5 separate regions of the Mus musculus genome follow, and all the other regions are linked to region 1. The links are chromatin loops, found by intact Hi-C in ENCODE. Cell type or tissue: heart. All regions are shown on one strand. Links, peaks and the distances in the headings refer to the core of each region. The heading gives the core; the rest is flanking DNA.

What was found. Hi-C counts contacts between places; a loop is a spot of excess contacts. Peaks named below come from ENCODE experiments on the same cell type or tissue, not always from the same donor. Only the 100,000 strongest peaks of a DNase experiment are listed, where the experiment ranks them.
Region 2: it touches region 1 in a loop (2.8-fold over the local background); 14 of 42 quality-filtered maps call a loop at or near these places.
Region 3: a loop joins it to region 1, with 8 times the contacts of the local background. A loop is called at or near these places in 33 of 42 quality-filtered maps.
Region 4: it touches region 1 in a loop (3-fold over the local background); 6 of 42 quality-filtered maps call a loop at or near these places.
Region 5: a loop joins it to region 1, with 7 times the contacts of the local background. A loop is called at or near these places in 33 of 42 quality-filtered maps.

The regions. Positions count from the first base shown.
Region 1 is chr3:51,231,075-51,237,294 of GRCm38, forward strand. The region is part of intron 1 of Noct (nocturnin); the gene reads left to right. Among named protein-coding and RNA genes, the nearest start is that of Noct, 9.7 kb to the left of the region's middle. In heart, for the core only: a CTCF peak has its summit at 3,528 (motif pointing right); DNase peaks (open chromatin) are centred at 2,597 and 3,537; H3K4me3 peaks cover 554 bases; H3K27ac peaks cover 4,042 bases.
Region 2 is chr3:51,281,907-51,288,126 of GRCm38, forward strand. All of the region lies in intron 4 of Elf2 (E74-like factor 2), which reads right to left. Among named protein-coding and RNA genes, the nearest start is that of 4930577N17Rik, 8.3 kb to the left of the region's middle. In heart, for the core only: no CTCF peak of the experiment used is centred there; a DNase peak (open chromatin) is centred at 2,675; H3K27ac peaks cover 283 bases.
Region 3 is chr3:51,362,737-51,368,956 of GRCm38, forward strand. No RefSeq gene overlaps it. Among named protein-coding and RNA genes, the nearest start is that of n-TPagg5, 6.4 kb to the left of the region's middle. In heart, for the core only: CTCF peaks have their summits at 2,735 and 2,934; DNase peaks (open chromatin) are centred at 2,345 and 2,675; H3K4me3 peaks cover 1,105 bases; H3K27ac peaks cover 634 bases.
Region 4 is chr3:51,405,687-51,411,906 of GRCm38, forward strand. It overlaps Ndufc1 (NADH:ubiquinone oxidoreductase subunit C1), which reads right to left and starts at 3,269. Exons shown (of 4, transcript NM_025523.1): 1 at 3,178-3,269; 2 at 2,459-2,562; 3 at 1,650-1,726. The coding sequence starts at 3,244. The coding sequence ends at 1,667. In heart, for the core only: no CTCF peak of the experiment used is centred there; a DNase peak (open chromatin) is centred at 3,255; H3K4me3 peaks cover 1,712 bases; H3K27ac peaks cover 1,399 bases.
Region 5 is chr3:51,350,923-51,357,142 of GRCm38, forward strand. No RefSeq gene overlaps it. Among named protein-coding and RNA genes, the nearest start is that of n-TPtgg7, 4.3 kb to the right of the region's middle. In heart, for the core only: a CTCF peak has its summit at 2,661 (motif pointing left); no DNase peak of the experiment used is centred there.

The DNA of each region.
Region 1 (6,220 bases), core at 627-5,626:
CAGCAAGAAGTACTGTGATCACGTGTCTAGGAAGTCCCTTGCTCCTAGATAGAGTACTGACCTCTCAGTCTTCTATGTCTCCCTTCTTATCTGCCCTTCCTGCACCTAAATCCAGTGGTGGGCTTTGAACCCTGTGTCTCTTGTGCATGCTAGGTGGACACTCCCCCTGAGCTACAGTCCCAATTTGCACGGCCTTAATTTGGAAGGGGGTCTGGAAAGTGGTAGTTAGGCCTGTCTGTAGAATGAGGAAGCCAGTAGAGACCACTTTCTTTGCCAAAGGTAAGGAAGGCTGCCTGTCTTCTGTGCTCTCTTTCCCTGCTCAGAAATACCCTGGAAAAATAGCAAGATAGCACAAGCTGGTAATGCCAGCCCACCCTCCCTCTAGAGGTTGATGCCAGAGGATTTCAAGTTTGAAGCCTGCCTGGACTGCACAATGAGGTCCTGCCTCAAAAACAACAACAACCAAAGTGAACCAAAGGGGGGAAATCTACGTAAACATGCCCAGGGAGTTTGTTCATCGTCTGCTCCTGATCTGGCCTGCCTCACTCTGGGGACAGACCTCTCCAGGCCTAAGTTGTGTACTCACTTTCTTTATAGAGCTTTATCTGATTCTGTCCTGCAGGCAGTGAGAAGGGCAGGCTGAAACTAGTGCAGCTGTTTAAAATCTCCTTTTTACGTAGTTTGTTTGCTTATGTGTAGGTTGCTGGGGAGGTTATAAGAGGCTAGAGGATCACAGGGAGCTGGAGGTTGTAAGAAACCCAACATGGCTGCCAAGAATTTGCCCTATTGATGGCATAACTTGTGGCTTTCTGACTAATTCTTTATGGTTTTTTTTTTTTTTTAGTTTTATTTATGTATAGGAATGTTTTGCCTGTTTGTGTGTGTATGTATGTATGTGTAACACAGGTGTACCTGGCATCCTAGGAAGTCAAGTGTCTGACCTTGTGGCACTGGAGTTACAGGTGCCTGTGAGTCACGGCCTTGTGTGCTAGGGGCCAAACCCAGGTCCTCTGTGAGAGCAGTAACTACTCTTAACCACAGAGACATCTCTCCGGCCCTAAGTTTTTTGGAATGTAGGTGCTTTATTCTCAAAAGATCTTAGTATGTTCCATTTTGCTGTCTTGAACCAGCAGACAGAGTGACTTATGGTATGCCAGATAAATAACCAGTTTCCATTTTTAAAAGTAATTTACAACTGTACTTTAGTTGTGTTTTATTGTTTGTGACAGGTCTCATCAAATAGCCCAGTGGAATTTACTATGTAGCCTACCTAGGCTGTCTTCAGACTCACTATGTAGTAAAGGTTGACCTTGAACCCCTTGTCATCCTGGCTTCCCTCCCAAGTGACTACAGCCATGTGTTACCACCCGCAGAAGGTTCTGGAAATTCCTGTATGAGAAATTGTCTTTCCTTGTTTTATAAGTGACAGAAAACTTGGTTGATTTCATCATATGTGCAAACTCTCCAGGAGCCGTGGGTGAAAGCAGGTAAGGAGACAGACTTAGAGGTCTATCTTAAGGTCTCTAAGACCAGCTCTGTGTTAACCAAGCAGCCCTGTCTGGCCTGGAGCTTACCAGATGGACAAGCCCAGCCTTGGATTCACAGAGATCCACCTGCATCTGCCTTCCCGGTGCTGAGATTAAAGATTAAACCACCATTCCCAGGGACAGTTTCATTTTAATAAAGGTTAAAACATGAATTGGCAGACTGTCTCTGAAGAGCCTCCTAGTGAATGTTTAGGCTTTGGCCCATGTCTAACCCCTGCAGTTGCAGGTGTGTTATCCACAGGTGGTATGCAATATATGTACTTTTTATGGACATTGAAATTTGAGGGTTTTTTTTTTTCACGTGTCCTGGAATATTGTTCTCAACAACTTATCAATATAGAAGAAACTAATGGTGTTTCATAGATTAGCAACCGCACAAGGCCGGGCAGGGGACCAGTAGATCTGGACCATAGTTGTGGACCCTGTTCTAGAGAACTCTGTTGTCAGCAGACTATTCCTTTGAGCCTTTTCACAGCTGTAAGAACAGGTCATTTTTAAAGCAACTCGGGTCTTATTAATTCAGGGATGTGATGGCACCAGACTGCTTGTGCTGGGCTTTTCCATGTATCTCTTGAGAGCATTGTTCTAGAACCCAGCTTAGGGAAGCAGTTGGCCGGGTGATAAGCAATTGCACAGCAAACATGTTAAAGTTAGTCTTAATTTGTTTGTTTTTGAGAGAGTGTGTGTAAAAGATTTCTTTTTTTTTTCATTTTTTATTAGGTATTTAGCTCATTTACATTTCCAATGCTATACCAAAAGTCCCCCATACCCACCCACCCCCACTCCCCTACCCACCCGTAAAAGATTTCTTGAGAGATATTTTCTAATAGGGCTGTCATGACTGAAAATATGGCTCAGCCTCTTCTGGAACATGCCCTGGCTGTCTTGCCTCGCCTCTGACTTTCTGCCTGCTCTTCATGGACTATGGCACTGTGTCTAGGTGTTTGTATTTTTAGACACATTAGATGGAGAGTCATGACCTTCACTGTCTATCTCTGGAAATGCCACTTGGGTCATGACACTGCTTTGTACAGTCTGTGCTGTACCAGTGTGTGTGCCTTGACGGCAGTGACGTCGGCAGGTGGAGGAGGTGAAACTTGACCTCTGATGATTCCTGGCACAAAGTCTGGGCTGCTGTGTGTGCCTGGCCTCTCCCTGTTGCTGGAGGCGCTGCTGTGGCTCAGCAGTCCAGGGTGCAGGTAGCTTTCTTCAGGGCCCCAGCTACAGTCTCCTAACATCAGTATCCACATGTGGACTTGGGGATCGCTGGGAGAGTAATGGGAACACATAGTTTGACATTGTAACAGCCTGCTTGCTCTTTAAATGTTAGAGAGCCGCGAATCATTCAGACAGGCTAGGTACATCTGTTCAGTCTCACAGAGCTGTAACTGATGTAAGCATAGTGCTAGAGATTGAACTCTGGGTCCTGCCCACACTGTGCAAGCACTTCACCACTGGTCTACATAGCATTGAAACTTGCGGAACTATGTCCTCATGAGTAAAGTTAAACCCAGGGCAGCCCGCCAAACACCATGGGCTTTGCTGATAAAAATGTATTTATTTTGCCATTATGGGTAAGTGCTGTACCACCATATGTCTCCAGCCCAGTTAGCATTTTCTAAAGCACTATGCACGGTGCACTGTCCCTGCCCTCACCCAGGATACGGTGGTACACACTGCTAATCCCAGCACTTGGGATGTGAAAGGAGAAATGGCTCAAATATCCAAGGACAACTAAAGTTATAAAAGTATGTCCGGTAAAGAAAAAAAAAAGCTAGAAGCTAGACCTAGAGGCGGGTGCTTGAACATTTGATTCCTTCAAAGTATGCGAAGTATGCAGTCTAGTTAACATCCGCCTGTCCCCTGTCATTTTGTGTGAACTTTCACTTACTTGCCCTGCAGGTGGCCACATTTATTCAGGACCCCACACCAGTAAAACCACTGAATAAGCTCATCTTAACCTTTAGAGGGAGTTGAGTGCATGGCCAGCAGATGGCAGCATTGGGCTGCTGGTCCTTGTCATGCCGTGTTGGTGTGCACTTCATTGTTCCAGGTTTCCCTAGGTCTAAGGTTGATCAGCTTCCAAATCTCCTTAGGTGCGTGCCTAAGACGTTCCTGGATTTTGCTTATTACGTCAGCTGGATTGTGTTGTATAACAAGAGAGTTGGCGAGGAGTAGTTGCTGGATAACTGAAGAGAGTGTGGTGAGGAGCTGCTGCTTCTGATTGCGCTAGGACAGTTCGGGAACTAGGCAGCACCAGTGTGGATCTCAGCTATGAGGCTGCCTCCACTGATCTAGTTAGAAATATAAAGCTGCCTTATTTAAAGTCACACTCCCAGCCAGGAGCTGTGACCGCTCAGTCCAACACTTACCTAGCAAATATAAGACCCTGGGTTTAGTCTCTAGCTCTGAAGAGAGAGGTCTAGATAAAGCTAGATATGGTCTTTTATTTAATGTAGTGTGGGGCGATGGGAGACTGGGTCTAGCTGTGTAACCCCAGCTGGCCTGAAACTGTAAAGACCAGGTCGGCCTTGAACTTGAAGCACTCTTTACATTAAATTCTTTAGGAGGAGAAGGTGGTCCGTGCCTCTCATCTCAGCACTCTGGAGGCAGCGAAAGGCTGGGGAGCTCTGAGTTTGAGGCCAGCCTGGCGTCTATAGAGCTAGTTCTAGGGTACCCAAGGCTCCACGAAGAAATCCTGTCAACAAAACCCAAATTCTCTGAATTTCTTTGAGACAAAATGGGTTGCTGTTGGCCTTATGGCACTGCTGACTGCCAGGTCTTCTGAGGGACAGTAATAAGATGATGCCTCAAGACAGGACAGGTGACTGCCATCCACCTGCCTCCCTGCCGTTCCCCAGCCCCTGAAATGTGTACTGGCTGGTTTGTGTATCACCTGGACACTAGCTAAAGCCATCCGAGAGGAAGGAGCCTCAGTTAAGAAGATGCCTCCATGAGACCCCGCTGGAAGGCATTTTCTCAACTAGTGATCCATGGGAGAGGGCCCAGCCCATGGTGGGTGGTACCACTCCTGGGCTCTATAAGAAGCAGGCCAGTAAGCAGGATGTGACCTTCCGTGATCTCTGCACCAGCTCCTGCCTCCAGATTCACGCCATGTTTAAGTTGCTATCGTGACCTCCTACCAATAAGACTGATATGGAAATGCAAGCTGAATGTCTTAGGATTTCTATTCCTGCACAAACATCATGACCAAGAAGCAAGTTGGGAAGCAAAGGGTTTATTCAGCTTACTCTTCCACATTGCTGTTCATCACCAAAGGAAGTCAGGACTGGAACTCAAGCAGGTCAGGAAGCAGGAGCTGATGCAGAGGCCATGGAGAGATGTTCTTTACTGGCTTGCTTCCCCTGGCTTGCTCAGCCTGCTCTCTTATAGAACCAAGACTACCAGCCCAGAGATGGTCCCACCCACAAGGGGCCTTTCCCCCTTGATCACTAATTGAGAAAATGCCTTACAGTTGGATCTCATGGAGGCATTTCCTCAACTGAAGTTCCTTTCTCTGTGATAACTCCAGCTGTGTCAAGTTGACACAAAACTAGCCAGTACACTGAATAAACCCTTTCCTCCACAACTTGCTTTTTAGTCACAGCAATAGAAACCCTAACTAGGACAAAACACAAAACAAAAAAATTTAGGCAATGTTTAGATCTGAGTCATTTTTTATCTTTATAATAATCCTGAACTTATAAAAATCTGAGATATAGCATATAAGATGTAGTTAGATGGTAGTGTAAACTAGATAATGTAATAACAGCTGTTAGAAATACGTATTTGTAAAATTGGTTGCTAGCTAGTTGAGAAGGTAGGAGAAAGGGCAGGATTTCTTTAGGATTTGCATGTTGGTGAATCTCAGCCTTGCTTGTAGAGTATTGTGAAGTTTTAGGTGGTCCACACCCTCGGGTTCTATCAGGAGTGCTAGGCTTAGCAGCCGGGTATAATTTTGACGCTCCCCATGATTGAACAGTGAGCCAGGCTGGCGAACCATGGGTCTGTGATGTCAGGCGGGTTTCGGGCTAGCCTGCTCTATGGTGCGCTGTGCTTAGGTGTTAGCATTGCAAGGTGGTGCTGCAGGGCTGCGCTCTCTGCAACAGGCGCCTTCCAGTTAGGATGTTTCTTCACTAGGCTGTTGAAGGCGTTTTCCTTTCATGGTGAGCCAGGGAAGATGTAAGGCTGTTGTTCACTTTTGAATATCCTTTATCCTTCCAGAACCACATAGCGCATGGCTGAGACCGTACTTAGAGTCCAAAGGAGACAATGGCAGGGTGTGCTTTTCAGTTGAAATGAAAGCAACGCCATCTGTCTGCTTGTCAGCCCTTCTTGTACCTTGGGGGGATAGCTCAGTGGTAGGACACGGGCTTAGCATGACAAGGCCCTGTGTTCTGTAAACACTATAGTCTGTATTTCATAGCAGCCTGTGACAGCCTGTGACATACTTACCCTGTATTCAGGTGATAATTCTGAGATATTCCTTTTAATCTTGGAGTCTTCATTTCTCTTGAATTGAAGGTAAAATTACTGTGCTAACCTGATTTTCACTTTTTAAAATAATAAACTTTTCAAAGTAGCAATGCCATTTTAAATTTGCACTGTCCATAGGTTCTTAGGGCTCCAAGTACTTTGTTATGCTTTTTTAGTATTGTGTTTAAGAACTCTTT
Region 2 (6,220 bases), core at 587-5,586, 51 kb after region 1:
CATAATGCAGCTGCAAACAGGAAGTTCATAAAGCCAAGAGGGATTCTGGGCTCAGCAAGAATCATCGTAAGAGAAAATAAAATATAATATGTACTGATTATACATATGTATGTGTCATAATATATACATATCTGGATATTAAAGTCAGAATACTGAGTTGATACCCGCTATCCAATAAAATGCTTTAGGAAACTTTATGCTAATAAACATGGCCCGTGAATCACTAGAAATATCCACGTGCTTTAGCTGAAATGGTAAACTTCAAGAAAACTGTTAAAAAAAAAAAAAACTTAAAATATTGTCCAAAATCTTCTCTACTCAAAACCCTCCAGACTTGAATACCTTTTCAGATACTACACAATTCTCATCAATTTTAATTAACATTCAATTCTTCCTGAAAACAGGGCAAAGTAAGGGAGAGCCGCCTGTATTTTTTGAGGCCAGTGTAATCTTATTCTAAAACTACCTAAGGACAATGTAAAAAGATAAAGCATGCATGAATATGTGTACAAAACGGAAAAACCTTCCGAAGACAAACCAAAGAACATGGATGAGTTAGGTTCCCTCTAACTGCAGTGAGGTCTGCCGTGACCATGTCCATAGAGGGAAACATGCCTTAGCGCAAGGACCATGGGCCACAGCTCAAGTAACTGGTTAGATGTATGCTAAGCAACGTGCAAGCGTATTAACAATAGTGCTTACTAAAAACCATCTGCATCTAAGACATCTAATAACATTTAATCAGGGTATAAAGATATATAATTGGGTATAAACATAAAAAAGTTCCCTAATCAAATTAAATTGGATGTTTACATAGGAGCTAGACACAAAGTATATATACAAAAGATAAGGAATAAATCCCTTAAGCATAAAACAATTGCAATTGTACAATCTCTATTTATCCTTATGCATCTGTGTGTTTATATAACATACACATATGTAGAGCACATATATATATATATATATGTATATATATATATATATATATGCTTTAGTAAATAGTCCGTCTCTACTCCTTATTTTCCACATGGATGTCTATTATGACTAGATGTGGACATACATGTTCTGTTTCTAGACTCTCAGTGTATCTTGCGAAATTATTTCCCCGCAGTACACTTTAATTTTTTTTTCACATTTTCTCCTCCCTTTCTCTCACTTTAATATATGGATTGGTCTTGGCTTGGTTTTTGAAGACAGGGTTTCTCTGAGGAGCCCTGTCCACCTGCCTCTGCCTCCTGAATGCTGGGATTCAAGGTGTACACAAGCACCTCAGCCCCTCTTTCGTTTTAAACACTTGACTCTGTATGTATGGGGGCTGCTTCTAGGCTCTGCTCTGTTCTACAGGTCTTGTGATAACATTCCATCACTGTGGCCAAGAAGGAAATAATTTTGCAAGATATATGTTACCTGACTTACTTTTTTAAGAAAACAAGCTTTAATTATTTTGTTTTTAAATTTTAGGTGTCTGGATGGGTGTTTTGCTTGAATGTGAGTCTACATCACACGCATGCCTGATATCCACAGACCCCAGAAGAGGGTGCTGGATCCCCTGGAATTACAAGTGGTGGAGGACCACCATGTGGATGGGGCCCTGGTCCATAGAACGGGCAGCCAGTGCTCTCACCTGCTGAGCCATCTCTCCATCTCTCTTCTCTCTGACAGAGGAACTCTCTAGCTCTAGCTTTGAAAGTGCCGTGGCCGCCCAAGCACTGAGATTGTTGGCACACCCCACCCGCCGTCCATGCCTGTATTTTATATTTTCCCCAGCTCCGCAGTCTTCTCTCCTCCCTCTCCTTTCCTTCTGGAGTTTAAATGCAGAGCATTGTATACTAAGCCCACACCCTTCCTCCTGCCCAGAAATCATTCTCTGTGGACAGAAGACAAGGACACAAGCCCTTCTTCTTTGCAGAATTGTCTAGAGCAATGGTTCTTAACCTTTCTAACGCTGTGACACTTTAATACAGTTCCTCATGTTGTGGTGACCCTCAACCATAAAGTTATTTTTGTTGCTACTTCATAGCTGTAATTTTACTGTTATGAATCACACTGTAAATATTTATGGAGATAGAGGTTCACCAAAAGTGCCACTACCCACAGGTTGGGAACCACCGGCCTAGACCTGAAAGATCTCTCCTTGAAAAGGAGCTTGTCAAATTCTGCCAAAAGCAAATCCTCCTGGTTTTTGACAAGAAGGAAACTGGAAAAGTTCCATTATGCTGGAAAAGGAAGACTAGATTTATCATGCTTAGTTCTCTTATGTATCTTCAGATTAAAGATTAAAAGAACAAATAACTCTGATCTACTTAGATTTACAACGCGTGAGACATTACTGTAGTAAACAGGCCGCATGCTATGCTGTCAGATTTATTCCTAGGTACTTAATGGAGATTGTTCTATTTGGCTTGGATTTTACTGTGAGATTATATTTCATTTTCTTAATGATTACTGCTGCTATATACAGCAACCCTTATACTTTTTCTTTTCTGTGTGATGAACCTCCATAGCAACTTTAATGGTAGATATGAGGAACTCAGTTCCTAGCTCAACTGTCAGAAATGTCACCCAGCAACTGATGGACACAGATGCAGAGAGCCACAGCCAAACACTAGGCGAAGCCAAGAGGACCCTGCAGAAGAGGGAGGGGAAGGACTACAGGAGCCAGAGGCATTGATAACACAAGAACACAGCCAGCAGCAGAATCAACTATGCAGGGCTCACATGGGCTCACAGACTGAGGCAACAATCATGGACCCTGTACTGGTCTGAGACAGATCACAACCATGACTTACTCAGAGGACCTGAATATGTTGTGGTTGTGTAGCTTGGTGTTCTTATGGGAGTGGGGGGTGTGGCTCTAGCCTGCTCTTGGAATCCTTCTCCTCCTGCTGGGTTGCCTGGTCCAGCCGTGACAGGAGGGGTGCGTGCCTAGCCTTACTATAATGTGTTATGCCATGTTCAGTTGATATCCCTGGGAGGCCTGCTCTATCTGTTTTTAAGGAGGATGGCTGAGAAGCCTGCTCTTTTTTTGAAAATAGCAGGAGAAATAGAGAAGTGGATCTGGACGGGAGGGCGGTGGGACCAGGAGTTGTGGAGGGAGGTAAAACTGCAGTTGGGATTTAATGTATGAGAAAAAATTTTTTTAAAAAAGTATAAATGATAGTCTTTCAGATTTCAAATACTAACCCATTTTCAAAGAATGACATTTGTTTCATATAAAGATACATTTGTATCTACATGGTACTAGCAATTGAACTAGGAGCTTTGTGCATACAAGGGAAGTGGTTTACAGCTGAGACATACTCTCAACCCTGTCTATTCTCATCATTCAAGACTGTCCCTCCTGTGCTGGCTAGTTTTAACATCAAGTTAACATAGGTCAGGAAGAGAGACCAACTGAGAAAATGCCCCCACCAGACTGTCCTGTAAGACAGTTTCTTGTGGTGATTGGTGTGGGAGGGCCCAGATCGTTGCAGGCAGTGCCAGCGATGGGTGGGTGGTCCTGGGATTGTAAGGAAACAAGCTAAGCAATAGGAAGCAAGCAGCACTCGCTCTGCTTCAGTCCCTGCCCTGCCTGAGTCCTTGTCCTGCCTTCCCTCAGTGATGGACATTACCTGTACTGTAGAGGACATAAGCCCTTTCCTACACAAGTTGCTTTTGGTCCCGGTCAAGGTGTTGTATCACAGCAAAATAAACTCCCTTTGCATTATTGCATTAGCTAGGACCTCCAGTAACAATGGCATGTAAAGATATTGCCTGACAAATGATATTTACTTTAAGTAAATGGTATTTACTGTATTGAGTATGGGCCATCATACTCAATTTTCTCTACATTTTTAGTACTACCCCTTATGAGGTTTCAAGTCTGTATCATCAGTAGATGATACATTTTAACAAATGTGTGTTGGATCCATTGAAACTGTTGCGTGGTATTTGTCCTTCAGTCTAAGCACAGTGATTTCATCACTAACAATTCTTCTAACATCATAATGGCCCTGGAACGTTACTGTGAATTCACTGTATTTTTAGATGGACTTCACCTGCCAGTCTTTACTTGGAATAAATGAAGCTATGATCATGGAAGAGTGTCACTAAATTTTTATGTTTCTTTCGATTACACCTTGAATGTTTTATTGCGGGGAGAGACAGGCACATGCCACCACACATGTGTGGAGGTCAGAGAACAACTGAGGGGACTCAGCCCCCTCCTCGAGTCTGAGGGTTTCAGGGAATGAACACAGGATATCAGACTTGACAGCATGTGCTTTTACCCACTGACATCTCACAGCCCTGATTACACTTCCCAGCAGGTATTCTCTTATCTGTCAATACTTCATACATATATACACTGCATTCTAATTACACGTCCTTCCCACTCCTATTAAGCCGCCTCCTCCTTAGAAATGCCTTTCCCACATTAATGATGTTTTATTTTGTGAACCACTGAATTTATCCAGGGCCATCTGTGTGATCCTGGGGTTGGAACTTTCCATTGGAAGACGGTGGGCTCACCGATAGGGTCACAACTAAAAGCAAAGACTCGCCCCTCCTAGAACGTTTCAGCATCCAGCAGTGCAGCAGGGAAGGGTAGAGAGCCATCCCCCATCCACAGCTGCCTGGTGACAGGTCTAGTCCTGTAGAGTTCCTCGGGCAGGTAACTGATCTTCTTGAGTTCAAGACAGAGCCGCTGTGTCAGGCCCACGGTGGCAATTTGCACACAGCCCTTCTCCTTATTTTCCAGCTCTTGCGTTCTTCCCACTTCTCATTCCGAGGTGTTTTCTGAGCCTTGGAGGTGGTGATGGAAATGTCCTGTTTAGGGCTGAACACTCATCCATCCTTTATTCTCAGCACCTAGGGCAGCTGTGGGCTCTAAGTTCACAGCAGAGAGGAGCTTCTGTCATTAAGAGTAAGTGAGCGCCGGGCGTGGTGGTGCACATCTTTAATCCCAGCACTCGGGAGGCAGAGGCAGGCGGATTTCTGAGTTCGTGGCCAGCCTGGTCTACAAAGTGAGTTCCAGGACAGCCAGGGCTATACAGAGAAACCCTGTCTCAAAAAAACAAAAACAAAAACAAAAACCCAAAACAAAACAAAACAACAACAACAAAAGAGTAAGTGAGCATTTGTCCGTGGCCGTGAGCCTAGATGCTCATAAGGCACTTTGAGCCAATATCAGTTGAAACAGCAGTACTAAGTCTGCTACTAGGGCCTGTAACTCCCCAGCCATGTGTTTCTGATGAGGTTTAAAGTTCCATGCACGGGTTTCCTCCTGCATTACCAGCCTCAGATCCAAGCAGAGACGGTGAACACACTTTTCTAGCAGGTTGGTTTGGAAGTTCACAGTCCTGGACATTATCCAGGCTGCCAGGAGTGGTGCGAGGGCTGTTACCTCCACAGTCTTTATTTTTTAAATATTTAAAGACTCTTTCTTTCCTTTCTTTCTTTCTTTCTTTCTTTCTTTCTTTCTTTCTTTCTTTCTTTCTTTCTTTCTTTTTCTTCCTCCCTCCCTCCCTCCCGCCCTCCCTCCCTTGCTCCCTTCCTCCCTTCCTCTCTTTTTCTCTTTCATTCTTGCATTGTTATTGTTTTGGTTTTTTGTTAGTTTGTCTGTTTGTTTTTCAAGAAAGGTTTCTCTGTGTAGCCATGGCTGTCCTGGAACTTGTTCTGTAGACCCGGCTGACCTTGAACTCAGAGATACATCTGCCTCTGCCTCTGCCTCGCCAAGTGCTGGGATAAAGGCATGTGCTGCCACCACAGGCCAGATTCTTTTTTTTTTAATTCACCTGTGTGTGTGAGTATACGCTGTATGCATGTAGATTTCTGTCAAGGGCGTCAGATCCCCTAGAGCAGGGGTTACAGGCAACCATGAGCCACCTGATATGGAACCATGCTGGCAACTGAGCTCAGGCCCTCTGGGAAAGTGCTGCTAACCATTCGACCATCTCTGTAGCCTCCCCAATACTATTATTTAACCATAGCAACTGTTTAACACCTTGGTTTTTCATTGCTGCCTCACAGCTATGTTGTTAAATACCCATAATTTAATTTCAGAACTCCTCACCCAGGTGTTAAGAGCCCCCTTGTCTCAATCCAAGATATTCACCCTAAACTCTTTTTATTACTGTCATTCCCCTCAGTTATTATTTTTTTGAAATATTTATCTGTTTTATAAATTTTATTTTTTTTAAATCTATTAGGTTTCTACCTGTTTCTATGTTTGACCTAATTT
Region 3 (6,220 bases), core at 828-5,827, 130 kb after region 1:
ACCGTGATCACGGCAACTCTTATGAAGGAAAACATTTCATTGGGGCTGGCTTGCAGTGTCCATTATCACCATGGCAGGAAGCATGGTGGCATGTGGGCAGACATGGTGCTAGAGAAGGAGCTGAGAGTTCTTCATCTGGATCGGAAGCCAGGGAAGGGACAGTGAACCAATAGGCCTTGCTTGAGCTTCTAAAACCACAAAGCCCACCCATCAGTGACTCTCTTCCTCCAACAAGGCCACACTTCGCAGTAGTGCCAGCCCTTGAGTCTATGGAGCCATTTTTATTCAGACCACCATGGTGCTGCTCATTGGCTCACTCTTCATGGTGTGCTCATCCTGCTTTCTTATAAAACTCAGGACCACCAGCCTAGGCATGGAACCACCCACAGTGGGCTGGGCCCTCTCCCATCAATAACTAATTAAGAAAATATCTTAGGGCTTGAGAGATGGCTCATTGCTTAAGAACACTGACTGCTTGCTCTTCCAGAGGTCCTAAGTTCAATTCCCAGCAACCATGTGGTGGGTCACAACCATCTGCAATGGGGTCTGATGTCCTCTTCTGGTGTGTCTGAAGAGAGCAATGGTGTACCTATATACATAAAATAAATACATCATTAAAAAAGAGAGAGAGAGCCGGGCGTGGTGGCACACACCTTTAATCCCAGCACTCGGGAGGCAGAGGCAGGCAGATTTCTGAGTTCGAGGCCAGCCTGGTCTACAGAGTGAGTTCCAGGACAGCCAGGGCTATACAGAGAAACCCTGTCTTAAAAAACCGAGAGAGAGAAAGAGAGAAAGAGAGAGAGAGAGAGAGAGAGAGAGAGAGAGAGAGAGAGAGAGAGAGAGAATAGCTTACATCTGGGTCATATGGAGGCATTTTTCTCATTTCCCTCCTTCAGATAACTCTATCCTGTGTGTCAAGTTGGCATAAGTTTACACAGTAAGTCGCAGTGATAGCAATTGTCTCTCTCCAAGGGTAAACCCTGAGTGAACTTCTTCTCAGCAGGAGAATCTACTGGGGGTGGACACACTGCTGGTGCTCACCCTGCACGCCGCCATTGCAGAATTTCACCTGAGAGTGCAAAATGTCAAGACCGCCGTTTGTGAGTGGCCCCCTGGGAACCTAGAAAGTTCCGGCTCTGAGTCGACCTATAAATATCAAATTGTACTGACTACCTGGAAGTCTATGCTGAAATTACAGCAACTTTAAAGGAGCTAGAAAGATTAGAGGTTATTTGCTCAACCCGAAGGCCTTTCTTTCTTCAGCTTGGTGTGTGGCCTGTGAAGATGCCAGACAGCTCCTATAAAAGACTTCAGATGAAGAGAGCTAAGTAAGGTCGACCCCATCTACACCGCTGTGGCCAGCACTACTAAGTAAGGTAGTTACCATGTCTATGCCACTGTGCCCAGCACGGCTCTTATGCCAGAACAACAGATACAAGTAATGGCATCTCTCCATGTGGTGTTGGAACTTGCGAACACACCTATTTTCCTTCTTTCTCTTTTCTTTCTTCTTCCTCCTCCTCCTCTTCCTCCTTCTACTTCCTTCTCTTCCTTCTTCTTTTCCTTCTTCCTCCTCCTCTTCCTTCTTTTCCTTCTTCTACCTTCTTCCTCCTCCTCCTCTTCCTCCTTCTACTTCCTCCTCTTCCTTCTTCTTTTCCTTCTTCCTCCTCCTCTTCCTTCTTTTCCTTCTTCTACCTTCTTCTTCCTCCTCCTCCTCTTCCTCCTTCTACTTCCTCCTCTTCCTTCTTCTTTTCCTTCTTTCTCCTCCTCTTCCTTCTTTTCCTTCTTCTACCTTCTTTTCTCCTCCGTCTTTTTGTATTCTCTGAGTTGCTGAATCCCCAGGGGTTATTTAAATTCAAAGGAGTCTCTACCACTCATGCAAAATTACCTGCCACACTGTCTATTTGTCAAGGGAAGGTGGCTGGAGACCTTGCTTTCTCCTCCTGCTCTCTCCCCTAAGTGAAAAAGTTTCACAACACGTCTCTGAAAGACTTCGCGGTGTGCACCTCAGGGAAGCAGGATGGGCAGTCAGTCCACAAAAGGCAAGGGCGAGCTCCTCTGTGAAATTCTAGATCTTATACTCCAGTAAGAGGGGTATCAATATCACACCCAACAACTTAGTAAAAATGTACCACGTGCTGTAAGTGCTAAAATAGATAGATGGCTCAAGAGGCTCCTGAGTAAGCTAAGGTCCTTGCAAGATAACCTTAATGGCCGTGTCCCTTTGTGTTAGAAGTCACCAGATGTTCGGGGGACTATGGAAAAAAACAGCTTGAGCAAACAGTTCTAATAGCGTTTGGGTCCTAGCCATGGAAAGGGAAGGAAGCTGGCGCACAGTACTAAAACAGCAACTGCTGGATGAACGTGGAGCATTCCAACAGGAAGGGCCCAGCATCCCAGTGACAGCGAAAGCTGCATATCCAAATAAAGGCCACGTCTCTTTCTCCGGTAGCGCGAAATCAAACTTGCCAGAGGCGGCTCGCACTTTTTACAGCAATGTGGTGCGGTGTTTGCAAGTCCCGTCGCCAAGGCCGTGCAGGCTGTGTTGGCACCAGTGTTCTTTCAAGCTTCTAAGCCGCCCCCGGGTAAGTGAACCAAGCGCTAGGAGAGATAAAGTGCTAAGAGGGACACCATCTGTCTGCAGAAGGGGAGGACACCAAACGGGACTGGGTGGCGGTCGAAATGCAAATGAACACTGACACCGTGTGGCTGGAGAAAGGAAGCAAGAAAGCGAGAAAGCGTAGCCAGCGGACTGAGATAAGAGACAGCAGAGTGGAAAGTACCAGTTTCACTGGTAGTGAGATTTACCCTGTGACAATCCATATGGACAGTAGCGGGGCTGTATTCGGAGGTCTGACTTTATGGCTGGCCCAATGGGAAAAGAACCAGGTGGATGCTCTTTCCACCACTGTGGGGCAGCAGATCTTGGAGGACATATGTAACAGAGTTCAACAGGAATCAGTGGTTTTCTATGTGGCTGGCAGCCCATAGCTGGTTGAGGTTTGAAAATCGGGAAGCAGATGCCCTTACCAAGCTACAAGCCATCTGCCTCCAGAGATCACTGGAGGCTCTTATCTACAGTCTGGCCACAGTGATTTGGCACACACTGGAAAGTAGCTAGAGCTACCAACATTCCCATGAAATAGTCTGCTATTCTGCATGGTAACAATAAATGTGAGGCATGTTCCAAATTAAGACACGGAGAGACTATACAGGGTCCGTATATGTCAGTAAGGATACAAGTCGGTGCTCACCTGTGTGGACACTGCCGCAAGTCCATTGTCTCCAAGCCTTAATGCCCCAGTCTGCTAACCTGGGCCTAGTCTTGGAAGCCTCTACCCTCCATACAATATTATGTAGGCCTAGGATGTTTTCAGCCTCCGAAACTTGCTGCTGGCTAAGCACACCCTTTCTTCTTCCTTCTGAACTCTGGCTGGTTGGTTCAATCTAGCTCTTCTGACTCAAACTCCTCTCTCTCCAAGCTGTCTTCTCTCTCAGTCTCTGAATTGCTCTGCTGTGCCTCAAACTAACAGTAGCAATGTTCTAATATGGCTTCTTCTCATTTTCTGGCTCACTCTGTCTTTACCTGTCTCTGTACAACTGTCCTGGTAAAACTGTGTCTTAGTTAGAGTTTCCATTGCTGTGAATAGACACCATGACCAAGGCGAGTCTTATAAAAGCAAACATTTAATTGGGGCCGGCTTACAGGTTCAGAGGTCCAGTCCACTATCATCATAGCAGGAACTACGGCAGCATGCAGGAAGGCATGGTGCTAGAGAAGGAGCTGAGAGTTCTGCATCTTGACCAGAAGGCAACCAGGGGAGACTGGCCTCCAGGCAGCTAGGAGGATGGTCTCAAAGCCTACCCCACAGTGACTCACTTCCTTCAACAAGGCCACACCTACTCCAAAAAGTCCACATCTCTTAATAGTGTCACTCCCTGGACCAAGCGTATTCAAACCACCACAAACTGCCTCCTTCCTCTTTCTCTCGCTCTAGGCTGCTCCACTCTCCTTCTCAACTCTACTGTACCACTCTCTAGGAACGCTACTGTATTCCTGTGCTGAATGCTCCTCTTCCTCTCTCCTTGTGAGAGTTGGGAGTATCCTATCTGTCAGATCTTTCTCTGATTCGTCACTTTTTCTGCCACTCAATTAGACATCACTTTCAAACATGGGTGTTTCCTTCTACAGACGAACTTTACCTTCATTGTTTGGATTAAAGCTGAGAGCTATGGATGTGTTTATATTCCAGCCAGAGGGATTAAAGGTGTGTGCTAAGGGTTGAGCCACAACCTAACTAGAAACCAGCTCAGATATCCTGTAACAGAAAACTTTTAATCAGTTAATGTGTTGTGCAGCAATCCATGAGTGAAGCACACTGGGTCTTATCCAACTCAGCGGTACCCACAGGCACGGAGAACTGATAATGATTGGGGCACTCGCTTCACAGTCACAGGGCTAAAGGGACCAGGACTAATTGTACTTCCATTCATTTTACAACTATACACAGGCTGTATTGACTGAAATAATTATGGGGTTATTAAAATGGAAATATAGGGTGCTGAACAGATGGCTCAGCAATTAAGGGCATTTGCTAGGACTTGGGTCACTTCACAAGACCAACCTCATGCAGCTCACAACTGCTTGTAACTCCAGTTCAATGGGCCCAATGCAGACACCGAATGCACATGGTATTCATACATACACTTAGCATGTGCGCGCACACACACGCACACACATTAATAAAGAAATATTTACAAAACCCCAACGATTAGAATTTGAGCAAAGGTATGCTGCAGCAGAGGAAAAGTGTACCCCTCAGGGCTGGAGAGATGGTTCTGTAGGTTAGAACCTTGTCACTAAGCCCGATGACCTGAGTTTCTCCCCCAACCCGAGGATCCATATTATGGAAGGAAAGAATTCTCTCTTACAGGTTGTCCTCTGATCTCTACCCTCATGAACAAGCAAAAAAATAAAAATAAAGAAATGTACTTTTTTTTTTTTAAAGACAAGATCTCACTATATAGTCCTGGCTAGCCTGAAATTCTCTTTATAAACCAGGTTGGCTTCAAACTTACAGAGATTCATTTGCCCTTGCCACCTGGATGCTAGGATTAAAGGCATGAACCCCACTATAGCCACCTAATGTCTTTTTTTGTGATGAGGAGCAGGGTCTTACTATGTAACCCTGGGTGGCCTGGAACTGGCTAGGTAGACTAGGCTAGCTTTGAACTGGAATTCTGCCCATCTCTGCCTCTCCAATGCTAGGATGAAAGGTACACAAGATCAGAGTGCTCTCCTAACTGTTGGATCATCTCACCACCCCTAGACAAAAGTAGTTTCTAAAAGAAGGCACACCCAGAAGCTATAAGGCTATTGGATGGAAAATCCCGTATCAGAAGTGAATTGCTTCTGTGAGTTGTTGGCCCCCGAGGCTCTACATGCTGCAGAGATTATTGGCGCTGATGTTGGTTGTATGCCAGAACTAGATGTTAAGTTCCCATTGCAAAAGACAGTACCTGCTTTGGCAGCAGAGTGTGGAGAAATCCATGAGTCTGAGCTGGAGGCTTCTTCTCCCCTGATTGATTTCCTAGTCCTGCAGGGCACTGGCTGCGGAGCAAAGCTGGTTGTTGACAGTCCAGCTCAACAATGGACCCTGTGTGCTACACTACTGTCTTATTTAGGGTTTCTATACCACTATGATAAAACATCATGACCAAAAAGGACCTGGAAGGAAAGGGTTTATTTCATCAGACAGCTTGTAGTCCATCCAGGAAAGTCAGGTGTTGCTTACTGTCTTGCTTCTCATGGCTTGTTCAGCCTGCTCTCTTATACACCCCCAGGACCATGTGCCAGGGGTGGCACCACCCACAATAGACTGGGCCTTCCCACAGCAATCACTGATTAACAAAATATTCTATAGGTTTGTGTATAGGCAGATCTTACAAAGACATTTTCTCAATGGAGAATCTCTCTGTGTTGACATGAAACCATCCAACACTCTAAGCAGGATAAGCCCACTGATTCATTAGTGCTGTGACTATTGTGGTTGGAACCAAATGCTCTCTGATTTAACTTAAGACTCTTCCAAAGGAGGGAACTTCATACTGTGTATGAGAGCAAAAACGTGTGGCTACATATGCTATAGGCTCCAGTAAAGGGACTCCTGCTACTGTTGCATTAAACAGATGTGATGTGCCTGTCAAATTGTCTTCTAAC
Region 4 (6,220 bases), core at 849-5,848, 170 kb after region 1:
TGAATAATTCATCTTAAAGCATCAGAAAAAAAATCTAGAAAATATATCTATTAAATAATATCAGAGCCGGGCTTGGTGGCGCACACCTTTAATCCCAGCACTCGGGAGGCAGAGGCAGGCGGATTTCTGAGTTCGAGACCAGCCTGGTCTACAAAGTGAGTTCCAGGACAGCCAGGGCTACACAGAGAAACCCTGTCTCAAAAAAAAAAAAAAAAAAAACCAAAAAACAAACCCTCAGTACTTAATTTTAGATCCATAGCATAAGTACTGAAATGGGCAAAGTGGTATAAAAAAGCAGCAGAAGACTTGGACAATAAATTCTAAAGTGTTAAATTTCAGAGTTCTTAGATAAAGAAAATGTGTGTTGTGATTACTATGTTTATTATCTAGCAGATACAAGGTATTTTTATCAGTGTAACCCATGGAAACTGACATATTTTGTGTGTGGTGCATGTGCATGTCTGCATGTGTGCACAGCAACAGGAAGGCCCCAGGCGGATGCTGGGGGTGTCTATCAATGGCTTTTCCCCTTATTCATTGAGGCAGGGTTTCTTGATTGGCCCCAGAGCTCCCCAGTGGCTAATATGATTAGCCATCTTATCCTGGGAATCCTCTGTCCACTTCCAGAGTTTTGGAATTCCACGTGGATGCTATGCCTCCTGAGCATCTGAGCTCTGGTCCTCAGGCTTATGTGGCGTTGCTTTAACCACTGAGCTAACTCCTCAGTCTAGAAGATACGATTAATTGTAACGAGGGATTTCACTTTATCAAGAACTCCTTTCAAATAATTTTCAGAAATAAAGCATATACTTTAAGTGATATATATATGCTTTGTGTGACACACGCGTGCACAAACATACTCACAAATCTTCTCTCTTAAATCATTCATATTAGGTTTTACCTGAGCTCCTCAGTGGATGCTAGCTGTAGTGACAATCATAACATGGCCACGCAGAAAAAAAAATCCTGAATCCGCTGCCTCTATACAGTCATTTGTCCTACAAATACTAAACTCCTAAGATGGCTGGGCATTCAGGACAGTTTGAGAACGTGAACATTAATACAGAAGAAAGTCACGTTCAAGTATAAGAACAGCAAACAGACATTAGGAAGCACACGCAAATGATGCCAGCTTGTCCCAAGTGCTATGAAACAAAGCGTAAAGTACCAGTGAAGAAGATGTGACTCAATGTGGTGTGGTTACTGTTGATTTCCCTGCTGTCTTTGTTTGGGACTGGGTCTTGATGTGCAGACCAGGCTAGCCTCAGATTCAGCATCTCCTTGCCACAGTTTCTGCAGTACTCGCATTACAGGTTTGCATGGCCTCATCCAGTACTGGTGTCACCCTGCAGGCACACTCCTTAAATCTCAGCACTTCGGAGGCAGAGGCAGGTGGATCCTAGTCTATATAATGCGTTCAAGGCTATGCAGTGAGACTCAGTCTCTCTTTTGATGCAGGGTCTCTTTACTTAGCCCTGGATGTCCTAGAACTCACTACTTAAACCAGGATGGCCTCAGAGAGACCTGCCTCCCTCTAGCCCTCTAGTGCTAGAACTAAAAAAGGCATGTGTCCTTGGAGTGGGACCCTGCCTCATTCACAAACACACAGATAAACTTCCATAATCTATGTCCTCTATAACTGTACTTACTGTATTATTTCCAAAGTTTATTCCAATCCATTTCTTCTTTTATACTCCAAAACATCTTCATTGTGTGTTTGGATGAGCTACAAGATAATGGTTAAAATTAGAAATGTGAGCTTCCAGCAGCTTAAAGACCAAGAAACCAAGTAGAGATCCTTATGTTTCATGAGAGAAATTGGGTGGATTAAAACAACTAAAAAGGTAAGAAATTCAAATTCAAAAATTATTAGTGGAATAATTTGTTGGCCACAGCCTGACATTAAATTTGAGAATGATACAGTGGAAAGCATATGGAATTATAAGAAGTGACACTCTAGCTGTTGAGTGTGTTGTAGGCTGGCTGATAAGTATATGCTATACTTTTGTGTACCTCTGTGTGTGTGTGTGTGTGTGTGTGTGTGTGTGTATGCAATGTCTAAATACAGTATGCTGTCCTTCCAACCTTAGAAGCCTCACACTGTGATTAAATGACCAACCCTCACCTCTGTGTATGTTAATTAGAAGTCAGAGAGCAGCTACTTTCTTAGAACCACAGTCTGACAGACTGTGTAACTAGAACAATGACTAATGCAATGATAAGATTCTTGGGAATCAAAGACCTAATTTCAATCCTTAATGATCTCCGCAGCAATTAAGCCTTCCATCAGGAAAAACTTTCAAAAATGTAGATGAACTTGGAGCCGCAGAGATGGCTTGGCAGTTAAGAGCATGTACTGCTTGCAAAGGACCCAAGTTTGGTCCCCAGGACCAACAACAAGCAGCTCAGAAATGTCTGTAACTTCAGCTCCAGGGGACTCGGTGAGTACGGTACTCACATAAATCCACATGAAAACCGAGGCGCCCACGGACAGTCCAACTGCCAACCAGTTAGGTTTGGCATTGACTGGCTCCCGGACATAGAACTTCGACCGTGTTGAAGCTGAAAAAGGAAAGAGAATATGTGTTTTATTGATGTCTGCGAGGAATATCTAACATATACTAGTGATGTAATTTTTGAGATAGAGGTTCTTGTAGTGCGGGCTGGCCCTGAATTCCTGATTGCCTGTCTCCACTTCCACCGGGCTGGGATTCCAGGCGCGCTCCACTACGGCTTTGTTGTCATTTGTCCTCTATCTGTTCGTCCCCAATTTAAAGAGTCAAGGAAACATAGTTCAAAGAACCTAAGTAATTTGTTCGGGGACACCAGCAGAGACAGAAGGTCGTCCTTGGTACTCAGGGCGCCTTCAAAGCTTGGGTTAAAGCCTCGTCGGCCCTCATAGGCTCTGGAGTGGGAGGTTGGGAGGCAGCCCCGGAAGGGTCTCCCAGACATTGAAAAGCCTGGGACAAAAAGACTCAAAATCCATTCGCAGAGGTCAGGGTTTAGCCTGGAGGAAAGCTGACGGCTAATGATGAGTGGAGAACCCGGCTCGCGGCCAGTGAAGGTCACTGCAGGTCGGCCTGGACCGCGACCTCCTCCTCCTCCGGAGATTCCAGGGTGGCTCGTGTTGGATGAGGGCTAGGCTGAGGGCCGAATGGGCTCTGAAAAGACACTCACAGCAGCTCGGCAGCCGGGCGGGGGCCAGCAGCCGCGAAAACGAGCGCAGCACTACGGACGGCGCCATCTTGTTCCGCAGGCTCCGCCTCTTCTCGGGTTGCTCGTTTGGCCGAGCTGGCACCGCCTTCTCCCTGCGCGCGCATCTCCGGTTGGTGGCGCAGAGCGCAGCGCCCCCTGGCAGCAGAACTGGGACTCGCAGGTGGGCCAGACTCCTACCTTCATTCAGTACAAGGTTCCCAAGAACCCGGACTTAGTGGGCTGTGAATAAAACAAAGGGTACGAAGAGGGTTGGGGCTGGGAAAGCAGTTTGTCCATCTCCAGGGTGCTGGTCAGGTTTACTACAGAGTTCGTTTGTCAGCCAAAAACTCGTGTGCTTTACACGAGTCATTACAGTGACTGTAGGATGTGCTGTGATTATTAGCATCTACTAAGAGATGTGCTCAAAGATAAACTTGTTGACGAAGGGAACTTTGTATTTGCAAAGGCTCTTAACAGTTCCTAAAATCCACTTATACTCAAAATCACATTGATTCCTCTCAGTCCTATGAGGTAGGTTCTGTTATTCATCGGGGTGGAATCCTACATCGCCGTCAAGTGCCTTACCACTGAGCTACATAGCCCCACATAGTTTTTTTTTTTTTGTTTTTGTTTTTTTTTTTAACTTTTTGAGAAAGGGTCTCGCTAAGGTTCCCATGCACTTGATCTTCCTGCCTCCTGAGGAGCTGGGATTATAGACCTTTGTCACCAGGCCCTGATAAAATTCTTATATATGGAGGCTGGAGAGATGGCTAAGCAATTAATAGCACTGCTTAGCCATCCAGAGGTCCTGAGTTCAATTTCCAGCAACCACATGGTGGCTCACAACCCTCTGTAATGGGATCCCATGCCCTCTTCTGGTGTATTTGAAGACAGTGACAGTGTACTTACATAAAACAAATAAGTAAATCTTTAAAAAAAATTTTTATAGATGTTAGATGACAGTGATCTGACTGGTTCAGATGGCAGAGGCATCCAGTGTGTGGTCCTCAGAACTCTAGATCTAGAGTCCATTAGCTCACTTAACAATGGGATTGGCTATAATGCCAGGAGCCTATATAGAACAAGATTCAAACGGTCATGTCTCTGTACCATTTGGGTATACTACATTTCAACAATATATTCTTTAGTTGTTACTTAATCTCTACTATAGTTGTCTATTGATAACGTAAAACTTATCCTTGTAGGATAGTTGGGAAGTTTAGGTGTTATCTGAAAGTACTAAATGCCCAGTTTGCCTATTCAAGACACTGTTTTCTTTTTAAATAATTTATTTTTATTTTAAGAACATTGCTGTTTTGACTGTATGTATCTCTGCATGAGAGTGTCAGATTCCCTGGAACAGGCGTTCCAGGCAGTTGTGAGCTGCCATATGGGTGCTGGGAGTGGAATCTGGGTCTTCTGGAAGAGCAGCTGGTGCTTCTAACCACTGAGCTATCTCTCCAGCCTCAAGTCACTATTCTTTAAAATATAAAAAACCAAAACTGTTGGGCTGGAGAGATGGCACATCGGTGCTCTGACTGCACTCTTCCAGAGGTCCTGAGTTCAATTCCCAGCAACCACATGGTGGCTCGCAACTATCTGTAATGGGATCTGATGCCCTCTTCTTGTGTGGGTCTGAAGACAGCTACAGGATACTCATATAAATAAATACATACTTTTCTAAAAAGCTGGTTTTTATGCGTAGGCTTACATCGTGGTATGTGCATGTGTGCAGGTGCCTGGAAGGTCAGCAGCGTTGCTCACCCTGGTTAATCAGCTGGTTTAAAGATTTTTATTTATTTTTATGTGTGTTTGCTCCTGCTTGTCAAGTGCATCAGTGCCCACACATGTCCATGGAGGGCAGAAGAGGGTCCTGGATCCCCCTGTGAGTTGTCTGGTGTGATCTGGGTGGTAGGAAAACCCAGGTCCTCTGCAAGAGCAAGACACACTCTTAACTGCTGAGCCATCTCTCCAGACCATGACTAGCTGGGGTGGGGTGGGGTGGTTTTTTGTTTGTTTGTTTGTTTGTTTGTTTGTTTGAGACAGGGTTTCTCTGTATAGCCCTGGCTGTCCTGGAACTCACTTTATAGACCAGGCTGGCCTCGAACTCAGAAATCCACCTGCCTCTGCCTCCCAAGTGCTGGGACTAAAGGCGTGCGCCACCACGCCTGGCTATTGGTTTTTAAGATTTATTTATTTTATGTATGTGGGTACACTGTCCCTCTCTTCAGACACATCAAAAGAGGGCATTGGATCCCATTAGAGATGGTTTTGAGTCACCATGTGGTTGCTGGGAATTGAACTCTCAGAACCTCTGGAAGGACAGTCAGTGCTTTTAGCTGCTGAGCCATCTTTCTACCCCCAATTAGCTGTTTGTTTGGGTTGGTTTTGTTGTTTTTTTTTTTCAGACAGGGTTTCTCTGTGTTGCCCTGGCTGTCCTGGAACTCACTCTGTAGACCAGGCTGGCCTTGAACTCAGAAATCTGCCTGCCTCTGCCTCCCGAGTGCTGGGACTAAAGGCGTGAGCCACCACTGCCCAGCTTAGCTGGTTTTTCTGTTGTGCAATCGATCAAGATTATGTTTCTCTGGATTCTTAATACTACCTGGTGTCCAAAGACCATTTAAAAAAAGTATAGGTTCTTTTTACTTTTTAAAGATTTCTAGTCTTGTGTGCATGTGGTGGTGGTAAGGGTCTAAGAATGAAGCTCCTGTTGAGGACCAGAAGTGGCTACCATTTCTCTGGAGCTGGACTTATAGCTGGCTGTGTGACAACTCAGGTGGGTGCTGGGAACCAAGCTCATGTCTCTGTTAGGGAGGTATGGGTTCTTAACAGTTGAGCCATCTCTCTAGCCTACAGATGATACAATCTTGCCCAGAAAAGTGATTTGCTAAAACCTAAAGCTGTTTAGGTCCATTTTCTTAGCAAAATAAGTGTTAGCAGTTTTCTATGTACTTTTAGCAGTATTAAGTTCTTTTTTTTTCTTTAAGATTTATTTTATGTACTAGTGGCCTATCTGCTTGTATAC
Region 5 (6,220 bases), core at 350-5,349, 120 kb after region 1:
TCATCTTCCTAGCCTAGCATCTTCTAAGATTCCTGGCAGCTGGCAGGAGGTAGAAGAACAGTAGGCCAGTAGGAGGCCAGGGGGTGGGGCTGTAACATCTGGAATTCCTGATGAGAGACTTGTGAACCTCTCTCTCCCAAATAAGGAATGTCATGAGCTCCTTAACACTGACCCAGGCTTCCCTGTCTCCCTTGATGTGCTTATTTCTCTGCCAGGATTGCAAGGCGGTTCTTCTACTCCAGGATGACAATGGGATGGCCATGTTATGCCTACAGGGAAAAGCTGTGCTAGCATAATTTCTTGCACAGACTTCAGGAATGTGTAAGTCGACAGAGCTCTCCACTCACCGTGGTTAAAATGCCTTCCTTTACAAAGTTTGTGAAATCACTTGGCACTTGAGTAGATAGATTTCAAGGGCCCACCTCTATTCCATCCCTAAAGCCATCAGTTTGGGAGGCCCTGAAATTTACGTTTACTGATTTGAGACTCACCTGTCCCCCAAGGGTTCTCTGGGTTACTCTCCTGTGACGTGCTGTCATATCTCCCTTGAGTTGGTTGATCAGGCTGGTTCCCATTCTTCCCAACCTGAAAATACCTCATTCACAGCTGTATTAGAGTTTTTGCAGACTGTTGCAGTAGAGCCTGTGACTGGAAAGTAGAGACTGAAAGGCCTTCTGTACCTATGCGTCATAGACAGAGAACGTTTCAACAAAACCTACGTCATACAACCCTGAGTGTGTGTGTATGTGTGTGTGTGTGTGGGGGGGGTACGTCATACAACCCTGAATGTGTGTATGTGTGTGTGTGTGTGTGTGTGTGTGTGTTTGGGGGGGGGGTGCCATGGTCCTCTTGGCCAGCTGCTGTTTCAGCTTTTCCCCTAGCTCACTAGGCAACAGCCATTCTCAGGAGTGCTTTCTGTTTCTTAATAAATGGTGACTCTTTTCTATTTCTAACTGTCTTAGTTAGGGTTTTACTGCTGTGAACAGACACCATGACCAAGGCAAGTCTTACAGAAAAACAACATTTCATTGGGGCTGCATACAGGTTCAGAGGTTCAGTCCATTATCAAGGTGGGAGCATGGCAGTATCCAGGCAGGCATGGCACAGGCAGAGCTGAGAGTTCTATGTCTTCATCCAAAGGCTGCTAGTGGAAGACTGACTTCCAGGCAACTAGGGTGAGAGTCTTAAACCCACACCCACATTGACACACCTATTCCAACCAGGTCACACCTCCAGATGATGCCACTCCCTGGTCCAAGAATATACAAACCATCACACTAACCAACACAAACCTAGGTACTTGACAGACTCAAATGACCACCTGTACATGATGAAATATGATCCTCCACATGAGTGCAAAAACATAAGCCTTACCTCGAAGGTGATAACAAAAAAAAACCAACACATTGTATTCTGCAGCCGTATATGAATGAGCATAGACATGGAACACAGATTTAAGTTACCCCAAATTCTGTGTTTCAACATAGAAGCAGTTTCAAGAAGTTTTGAGTAGCAAAATCAAGTTAGAAATCAAGATACTTTTAAAAAAACTTTTTAAAACATTTTTTTCTAGATTAGATTAGATTTACTCATTTTACTTTATGTGTGTTCTGCCTGTGTGTATGCATGTGGACCACATCTGGTTTTGGTGCCCATGGAGATCTGAAGATGGCTTTAAATGGAGGTACAAATGGATATGAACCACATGGTTGCTGGGTATCAAATCTAGCTCCTTTCTCTCCAAGAGAAAATGTTCTTAACTGATACTCCATCTGGCCTGACTATGTAACTCTGATTTATGTTCATGGGTGCCTGTCTGAACTTATGTGTACTACCTGAGTGTAGAAGGTCATAGGGTTTGGGATAGAGTATTGAATCCCCTGGAAATGGAGAAGAGAGACCTTTGTTTCCTCCCGAGGCGATGCTAGAACCAAACTCTGACACTCTGCAAGAGCAGTCAGTTCTCTTAACTGCCGAGCCATCTCTCCAGCCCCAAGACACCTTTTAAATACCTTGGTGGAAACATTAAGTGTGCGCACAGCAAAGCGATCTCAGCTGTAAACACCAGATGCTACCTGATAGCATTCTTAACTTTCAGCTTGGTAGAAGCTTTGTGTCTGCTAAATGAACACATTCCACAAGGTCTTTATCTGTTAGTCACAGGATGTTAGGTCCATCACAGAGGTGCGTTAAAAATGTCTATCTAGAAACTAAAGATAGTCTAAGATAAATAGTCATTAGGTTCTGGACCTGCAACATTCCGACCTCTTCATATTACTGCAGTTCCAGTCAGTCAGTCAACCTTTGCTTCTTTCCAAGAACCATCACCCATAGCAGGATGCCTTAATAAGAACTGATCCTGGCACTGAAAACCTCTATGCACAGCCCAAATCAGCCCCACCCTCCCAGATAGACTTCCAAGACTTTTCCATCTCTCCCTCCCTTCCTTCTGAGACAGGGTCTCACTATGTGGCACTGGCTGGCCTCGTTCTCAGAGAGAACCTGCCTGCCTCTGCCTGCTGCTGAGCTGCAGAGATGCCTCTGTGGTTAAGAGCACTGGCTTCTTTAGCTCAGCACCAGTCTTCAGATCTGTGTGGCTACCTACAACTGCAACTCCAGTTCCAGAGAGTGCAGCACCCTCTGCTGGTCTCTCTGGGTACTGGACACATGCATAAAAATAATATTTTTTTAAAGTGGAATGCTATCACTATTTATTTATTTTTTAACAATTTGTTGAGTATAGCATAGGAAAGCAAAGAGCTGGTAGTAATTAGAGTATCTACACGATACCCCAAGGCTTTCCTTTTTATTATTACTGGTACCAGTATTGTTATTATTATGTATATGGGTCTTTTGCCTGCAGGTATATCTGTGCACCACTAGTAGGCTTGATACCCAAGGAGACCAGAAGAAGACATCAGAGTCCCTGGAACTAGAGTTACAGACTGTGATAAGTCACCATGTGGGTGCTGGGACTTGAACCAGATGAGCTATCTCTTCAGCCCTCGAGATTTGTCCTGATGGAGTCTGGGGCACAAATGGCTCCTCACTGGTCACATCTCGAACCTCCCCACCCAGCTGCCCTTGCAGAGGACAGCCTTTCTCCCTTGTCCTGTGTGTCAGAGCTACTTGTTCTTTAGAATCAAACACTCAAATGTTACATCCACAATGCATTTCTGTGGGAGCTGGAGAGATGGCTCAGAGGTTCAGAGCACTGATTGCTCTCCCAGAGGTCCTGAGTTTCATTCCCAGCAACCACAGGGTGGCTCACAACCATCTGCAATGGGATCTGATGCCCTCTTCTGGCGTGTCTGATGAGAGCAACAGTGTACTCACATTTATTAAATAAACAAATCTTTAAAAAAAAAAAAAGTGCATGCCCTTAATCCCAGCACTCGGGAGGCAGAGGCAGCGGATTTCTGAATTCCAAGCCAGCCTGGTCTATAGAGTGAGTTCCAGGGCAACCAGGGCTACACAGAGAAACCCTGTCTTGAGAAAAGAAAGAAAAAAAAAAGCATTTCTGAGTTTCCAACACACCCCTCAAACCCTTGAACTCACCACAGATTTTGGGTTTTGCTTACCCACCGACACTGTATTTTAACATAGTTGGGAATTGTTGTAATCAGCAGCCTTAAATCTCAGACTCCAAAGTCAGCAAGCTGGGGGTGGGGTGGGGGTGGATGGGTTATGTTCAAAACAACCACTGCAAATGTCTTAAGAAGGTACTCATTTACTGGCCTACACTCTCCTGCAGGATTGAAGGCATCACAGTCACAGCCCATAAGAAAAGCTCTGACTCCAGAGGCCTGGAGAGACGGTTTAGCAGTTAAGAACCCTTACGGCTCTCACAGGAGACCTGAGTTGGTTGCCAGCACCCACATGGTGGCTCACAACTGTCTGTGACTCTAGTTCCAGAGGATTCAGCATGCTCTTCTGATCTCCTTAGGCATCAGGCACATACATGGTGCACAGACATATGTGCAAGGAAAACAGTCATACACTCATACTGTATGTAGGTAGGTAGGTAGGTAGATAGATAGATAGATAGATAGATAGATAGATAGATAGATGGATGGATGGATGGATGGATGGATGGACAGATAGATAGACAGATAATGATTGAATGGAGAGGCCCTATTTACCGAAAAATCTTCAAAGCAGAGTCACAAGGCCAATACACTTTAATTTTAGACATATGATAAGATTGCTGATCCATTTAAATTCTTCTCTCCTGGGGCTGGCGAGATGGCTCAGTGGTTAAGAGCACCGATTGTTCTTCTGAAGGTTCCGAGTTCAAATCCCAGCAACCACCTGGTGGCTCACAGCCTTCCGTAACGAAATCTGATGCCCTCTTCTGGAGTGTCTGAGGACAGCTACAGTGTACTTACATATAATAAGTAAATAAATCTTTTTAAAAAAAGTTCCTCTCTCCTCTTAGAGCATGCAATGCAATTGAGTCAATGCATTCTAAAAGCATTTATAATGGGATTCTACAGTACATAAAATAGATTTAAGAGTGATTAAGACGTAGACTCTGATGATAAACGAAATTGTTCAGTTCTCAGCACCACCGCTTACTAAGATGTATATAACCTTGCTGAAGTACTTAATCACCTGTTGTGTTTTGTTTTGTTTTGTTTTTTTCATCTCCACTTATGTCTACAAAAAGGGAATAATAATGAGGCCAAGGTAATAAGCCTGTTTGAAGGATGAAGTCAGCTAATCCGTAAAGTCATAGCACTTCCCGTGTAAACCTCGTCTGTGCCTGTTGTCTTTTGTTGTGAGTGACGCTGTCTCTATTCTGTAGATCTGGCTGTAGCCTGGAACGCTCATCCTGGAGCCCACTCAGGCTGACCTTAGATTTCTGGTAAACCTCCTGAGTGCTGAGATTCATAGGCCTACACCATGCCGTGGTACACCCTTTACAATTAGAGTGAAAGTGAAATGAGTTAATACATGTTTTATACACTTCATGCATGTGTTGGCACCCGGTAGATGTGAGCTGGCATCTCTTGCCCTCACATGTGTTCACATTGTCTGTGTTCTCTCTCAGTGTTCTCATCTGCAAAAGGAAGATAGTAATGAGGCCTCTCTTGTTTGCTTATAAAGGATTGAACAAGGAGCACTACATAGGCCAGGCTGGCCTCAAACTCAGTCCTCCTATCTCAGCCTCCTGAATGCTGGGATTACCTTAATACCTTTTCAGTTCTCAGTAGTCCTGATTTAGGTGTGTGTGTGTGTGTGTGTGTGTGTGTGTGTGTGTGTGTGTGTGTAAGATACAGAGAGACACAGACAGACAGACAGACAGACAGACAGACAGACAGACAGAGACAGGTATCATGGGTGCCTTCTCCCATGAGGAACATGTGGGTCTTCCACAGTCTGCCCTTCCTTCCTTCCTCTCTTTCTTTCTTCCTCTCTCCCTTCCTTCCTTCCTTCCTTCCTTCCTTCCTTCCTTCCTTCCTTCCTCCCTTTCTCCCTTCTTCCCTTCCTCTCTTTCTTTCTTCCTCTCTTTCTTTCTTTCTTTCTTTCTTCCTTTCTTCCTTTCTTCCTTTCTTCCTTTCTTCCTTCCTTCCTTTCTATTTTGGGAACAGGCCTGGGTGTGGGGTGTGCACATCTTTGTAGTTTTCTTTGTTTGTTTTAAGACAGGGTTTCTCTGTATAGCCCTGGCCATCTTGGAACTCACTTTGGAGACCAGGCTGGCCTTGAACTCACAGAGATCTGCCAGCCTCTGTGCTGGGATTAAAGCCATGGGCCACCATCTCCCCTCTCCACAGTTTGTTTCTATACTTCCTTTTCTGAAACATGGTCTGTCACTGAACCTGACAGTAGGCTGGTTGACCATTGAGCCCAGAGCATCTGTCCCTGCTGTCAACACGGGGGACGCTGATGTGTCCGGCTCTGCCCATCTCTTATGCAGATGCTGGGGACTGACTGTAGATCTTCATGTTTGTCCAGCAAGCAGTTTACTCACGGATCCATCTCCCTAGCCCTCAAAACCCTTTTCTAGGTCAAAAAAAAAAAAAAAATCAGGTTTGCTTGCTTTCTAATTAGAGCGTATCACCTGTTTTATTATATAATTGTTGCCATCTTTTTATAATTGTTTATTTGTTTGAAGGTGGGGTGTGACTGTGCGCCCCAGATTGTGTGTGGAGGTCAGTTCCCTCCTTTCACAGTGGGAGTCCTGGGAGTCTAACTCCAGCTTGGAGACAAGTGCTTT